Linked DNA regions of Mus musculus: region 1 is linked to region 2. A link is a contact called in ENCODE Hi-C or POLR2A ChIA-PET data. All regions are on one chromosome and are shown on one strand. The core of a region is the stretch at or near the end of the contact, and the rest is flanking DNA. Distances in the headings are between cores, read along the strand shown. Region 1 overlaps Kat6b (K(lysine) acetyltransferase 6B). Region 2 holds the start of Kat6b (K(lysine) acetyltransferase 6B).

Region 1 (2,700 bases), core at 37-2,536, 90 kb after region 2:
GTTATCTGGCTAATGTTTCCAGGCACACACTGTTTTGAAAACATTCTGTTTCCACATTAGCTTGCATATGCTTTTCTATACAGTGAAATGTTATGATAAACATTTTCAGTTAATATAAAGTACTTACAAATACATGAGTGGCAGTATTATTGACTGAATGCTGCCGGGGTATATATGATCATGTGTAGGATACATTCTAACATGGTCCTGATGCTGCCAGGGTATGTATCATAATGTATAGGATACACTCTTAACAGGGTCTCAGTTGGTGCCACTGTCTGATTACCTGTGATGTGGTCATGTCAAAACAAAACCAGGGGACTCTCAGTGGAGGAAATTGTTTGCAATTGTGATTAATAACCTGCGGTGCAGACTGACATGGTCCATGCTTTCATCCCTGCCTTAGGTAGGCAGGTGAATCTGAGCCAGCTTGGTCCCAACATGGATTATGCCCAATTTTGTAGGAGGTTCTGAGACTGACAGAGTAGAACTTGGGACCTCGTGCATGCTAGGCAAGCACTCTAGCAGTTGACCAGAGCCTGCGTAACTTGCCAACTTTTCACAAAATATTGTGTTAAAAAATGCAAGAAATATGATATGGGGATTATATTGTCTTAAGTTCTTTATATGTGTCTGATCTCTCTGTATCATTTGTGAATTCTGCAAAGCATGGGTCACATGTTCTTACTCTTTGACTCTTTTGTACCATAGCAGATAGAAAAGCCACTCTTTTTCTTATTATGCATGTTTTTGAGTAGTTACCAAAAGCTATGCATATCTTAAATTAAGTATATGTATAGTGTGTAGGGTTGTATTAAGCGCATGGTTTGTGGGGGGGACACACATACACACACTTTTCTCATTCCGGTGATTGTTAACTCACATTTTATAGATATAGAAGCAAAAAGTTAAAGTACTCAGATGCTTGAATCCCGCCAGTGAGTCTGGTTCCAGATTTTGTGCCTTTTCATTCCTTCACCAGGCTGTGTGTGGGTCAGTGATCTTCTAGAGTCTTTCAATAAGTTCTCATACAAAGAAGAAATATGAACTTTCCTTTAACCAAACACAAGTGTATTTTCAACAGAGTCTTTCGATAGAGTGGCTGGGGAGCCTCCGGCCGGCAGGCCTTGCTGGAGAGAGAGAAAGAAGAACACAGGGACATCTTCTCGCACGTGCCTCCTGAGGGAGGGGGTGCATGTTTTGAGCCCTCACATCTCATTGCTGGGTGACATCAGGGAACTCTTTTTTAAGGATGGCTGTCCATCTGTTCTCCTCTAGGAACCGTTGGATCCACGCCACTGCCACTTGGCTGCTGGCTTCATGGCCTGAGTCAGTGAGTTGCTCACACCATGGAGAACAAGGAGGCTCTTCTCAAAGTGTCTGTAATCACCATCAAATGACCATTACTAGAACCACAGCCTTCTTATACAGTCTGCAGCTCTCCTGGACAGATTTCTGTTTACCCACCATTTTTTTTTCTTGAGGAAGTGGGAATGCTTAGTGGACCCAGTCATTTGAGTGTGGAATAGAGGTTGGAAAGCCATGTTATCCTCGCACACCACGTTTGCTGTAATCCCTTAGTTTATAGCATTACAGGATAAGGCTATATTCAGCCACACAGGATAGACCATTTGGAAGGACCCTAGTGCTAGCTTATGGTCCTTTCTAGAAAGAGATAGCATGACATAAATAACTCCTGTGGAGAGACTTCCAGTTAGTTTCAGTTTTAGCCCTTGAGAGCGATCGGACTTGTTGTTACAGGTGATAACATTGTTTCATTGGTTTCAGTGTGTTCAGAGATGTAGGTCACTGCTGGGTTTTGCCTGATGGTTTTGAGTTTGAGCAGTTGTTGATTAATTCATGAACCCCAACTGCAAGGTAGATGTTCAGTATTGATTAGACACATGCCCTGGCTGTATGCAGTTAAAAGGACTCTGTTGTGAAAGGCTCCTAAAGCTAAATCAATAAACGGCTAAAGTCGGACTTATCTATAAATCTTGGTATTTTATTCCTTTTTCTACATGAGAAAAGCTGTTAGGAATATTATGATCTGCACTGTTAAGAAAACTAGCTATGTCTTTAGGACAATTCATGTGTTAACCATTCTAGATAACTATCAATTATTTACATGTACATCCTAATAGAAGAAAACTGGCTTAGTGGAGATAATAACAGGATTTCTTTGGAAAATTATCATCTTTATTCTGATGACATGGGTAGAGAACTTTGCTTAGAGCCTATCTAAATACTAATAAAAATTTCAAGACATAGATCCCCACAGTGTTAAAATGTCTACAGTCTCTGTGGTGATCATGAGCAGCAATTACTGAGCAATTCTCTGCACTGAGTGAGAAGCAAGCAAGCTTCCTACCAGGGTACTTTTTCTGAACACTGTAGAGTACCTCTCCAAGTGAGCAGGCTGACTTCCTCTGGATAATATCACTCTCTAGGATTCCTAGAAGTTCCCAAGCTCTGTAGCTTCAGGGAGCAGGCCTCCCTGCTTTGCCTGCTGCTTGCCTTCTTTAAGCTCCTAGAATGCCTGCATGAACTCTAAGCCTTACGCCCTTTCTTGCTCTCCCAGGAGCTTCACCTTGTGTGAGGTTGTCAGCAGCCACCCCTGGCTCCTCTCATCTCCAACACCTGTGCAGGCTCCACCTTTTCTCTGTAGCTAGATTCTGAGCCTCCCCAACAACACAACAT
Region 2 (2,700 bases), core at 62-2,561:
CCTTGCTGCCAAGCTCAGAAGCAGAGGAAGCTCGCACACCAGAGTAGCCTTTGTGCATTTCTGTCTGCATGTGACAGGGCTGCTGCTGCTGCTAAGATAAGAACTGAGATTATTGGGTCTAACAAAGTACCTACATAGTTGAACAGTAGTTTCTAACGGGGAGTTGAACTCTGCTGCAGGAGTGGCAGTGGCATGAAAATGAGTCATTCAGGGCAGGGAGACTGAAATTCCTGCTCTTTGACATCCTACATCTCCTCATCAGGGGCCCCAAGAACGTCCTGATTCAAGGACAGAACTTCAGGCAACAGGTGGTTTTTCACCCCGGCCACCACACGGGGAAACTTGGCTTTCCCAGGGACATAGGTTTGTTTCCCTTCTTCCCAAAGGTCTGGGAAGAGAAACTGTTCAAACTCTGTTAGGAGGAGCCTTTTCTCAAGTCTACCTTTCTCATACTCTCAAGTATCTCTTACCAGCATCCCACCCAACTCTGGGAAGAGCAGGACGTTTTCTCCAGAGTCCGGAGGGCGCTGCAAGGCATGTGGGCACCTTTAGAGTAGCCTTGCCTGGGCGGCCAGAGGATCCCCCAGCCTCCCTCGTATGGGCCTCAGGAACTCCGGGGGCCCAGGGGAAGCCTGGAAAACCGAACTTCGCCATCAGCTTTCCTTACAGCGCTGGTTGGAGACGAGGGAAGGGCCCCCCAGCGGTCGCCCCCCGCCCAACCCCAATGTTATCCAGCTGCACAGTCCAGGAAGCACCCAGAACGCAGCTCCGAGCTCGCCAGCCTCTCCCGCAGGCCGGGAGAGGGCATCCTGAGGGGCAGCTTCCCTCTCCAGCCTGCGTCTGACATCCCCACTCCCACCCGAGGATGCCTGTCCGCAGTCGCTGAATGTCACTGCTCCCTCTTCCTCCTGATCAGGGTAGAGACAGCTCCTGAGGCATCCCCCACCCCAAAACTGCCGCGGTCGCCCGAGGGTACAAGACCCGGGAGAAGGACGAAGTTTGGGGCCCACGGCGGCGGGAGGGGGGGCGCGTTTAAGAAGACCGCACCTCAGTCCCAGACCTGGCGGACACACTCCCCACCCCAAAACAGCCCAGGCGTCCCCATCCTTTCGGACACCGGCATCCCCGCCCTCCCCTGAGGGCGGTGAGCGGAGCCCCCCGGGGCGGAGGCAGGTACCCCCGGGGCGGAGACTGGGGCGGGCGGGGTCCGGGCTGCGCCCCCGGCCGGGCCAGGCGGGCTAGCGGGCGGCGCGGGGGGAGCGGGGCTGGGCGGCGCTGCCTCGGGCTCTGTGCGCTGCAGCCCGGAGCCGAGGAGGAGGAGGCGGAGGAGGAGAAGGAGGCGGCGGCGGTGGGTCCCGGGCGGGGGGAGCGCGGCGCTGCGGACCCGGGCGGCTGGCAAAGGACGAGGCGGAGGCTGAGGAAGGCAGCGGGGAGACCCGGTCTGCAGCAACAAAGGGCAGCAAGCGATTGGCCGGGCTGGAGGCGAGGTTAGCCGGGGACCGGGGTGGCCGGAGGCAGCGGCGAATAGTGCACGTGCTTGCAGACACGGGCGAGTGCGGAGCCGGGGGTGCACACCCGGTGGGTAGGGGGCTTGCTCCCCCTCCGTATGGGATGGCGAAGAGGCTGCAGTGAGATCGTTCCGCCTGCACCCGGCCTGAGGCTGGCAGGGTAGGGGGTATGTGAAGGGGGTAGGGTGCAAGCCAGGGGGCGGGCGAGTAGTCGCCCGGGACAGGACAGGAGAGAGGGTGGAGGAGGGGGCTGGATGGAACGCTCCGGGCGGCGCGCCCGTCCGCGCGCTCCTCGGCGGGAGCAGGCGACTGAGAACCTCGAATTTTAACTTCGCGTGCCCGCCCGCGCGCGCCCGCCTGCGCCCACCCCTAAATCCTGCGGCCGCCGCCAGCGATCAGCTCTCACACAAACTTTAGCTGCGGGCTAGGGGCTTTGGGGTTGAGTGGGGGAGGGGAGAGGAAAAAAGGCTTCTGATTGGCGTCGTGTACAGCCAATAAGGCCAAGCGCCTCTCCTGCGCCTAGATCCAATCCATTTCTAGAGGTAGAGGGGGCGGGTAGGTGGAAGTAGAGGTGGCGCGGTGTCTGTGAGAGAGAAAAAGGGCTGGACCAATAGGTGCCCGGAAAAGGCGGGCCCCGCGGTCTGTTGATTGGTACTGGCAGTCGACCCTCCCTCGGGGTGGTGCCGGAGGTGGGGGGGGGGAAATGATGGGTCGAGAGGTGTGTCTATGTGGAGGCGAGATGACCGGCAGGAACTTGCCCCAATGGGGGGCAGAGTGTTTAGCGAGCGGGTGACGGACAGACCCGTAGGCCAACGGTTGGCCCTAAGTGTTCGTGCTCTCGTCCAATGGAACGGCGCCGGGGCGGGGCCGCGTCTTGGGTTTAATGAGACTCCATTGGGCTGTAATCAGTGTCATGTCGGATTCATGTCAACGACAACAACAGGGGGACACAAAATGGCGGCGGCTTAGCTCCTACCCCTGGCGGCGGCGGCAGCGGTGGCGGGCGCTACGGCACCTCCTCCAGGCGGCAGCCGTAGCTTCTTTCTCAGGCAGATTCAGCGCCCCCGGCAGGCGCGGTGGTGGTGGCGCGCGGCCAGGTCTGTCACCCACCCCGCGCGTTCCCAGGGGGAGGAGACTAGGCGGGCGGGGGACCGACGGGGGGGTGGCCTGGGACCCTCGACGCCCCTCCCAC

Evidence for each region. A loop is a pair of places that touch in the nucleus more often than their neighbours do. ChIA-PET counts read pairs that join two places held with the same protein, here RNA polymerase II (POLR2A).
Region 1: a loop to region 2 is called in a map of gastrocnemius, with 1.9 times the contacts of the local background. The contact joins the enhancer-like site here to the promoter of Kat6b in region 2. A Hi-C loop is called at or near these places in 2 of 37 maps with a recorded cell type or tissue (Patski and gastrocnemius). POLR2A ChIA-PET finds 5 or more read pairs at or near these places in 3 of 5 experiments (Patski and embryonic stem cell).

The regions. Positions count from the first base shown.
Region 1 is chr14:21,588,537-21,591,236 of GRCm38, forward strand. All of the region lies in intron 2 of Kat6b (K(lysine) acetyltransferase 6B), which reads left to right. Among named protein-coding and RNA genes, the nearest start is that of Kat6b, 90 kb to the left of the region's middle. Within about 2 kb of position 1,287, at least 2 of the 3 ENCODE cell types and tissues checked have a DNase peak (open chromatin) inside an H3K27ac peak, as active enhancers do; they include gastrocnemius, where a contact is called at or near this core.
Region 2 is chr14:21,498,474-21,501,173 of GRCm38, forward strand. It overlaps Kat6b (K(lysine) acetyltransferase 6B), which reads left to right and starts at 1,312. Exons shown (of 17, transcript NM_017479.3): 1 at 1,312-1,487.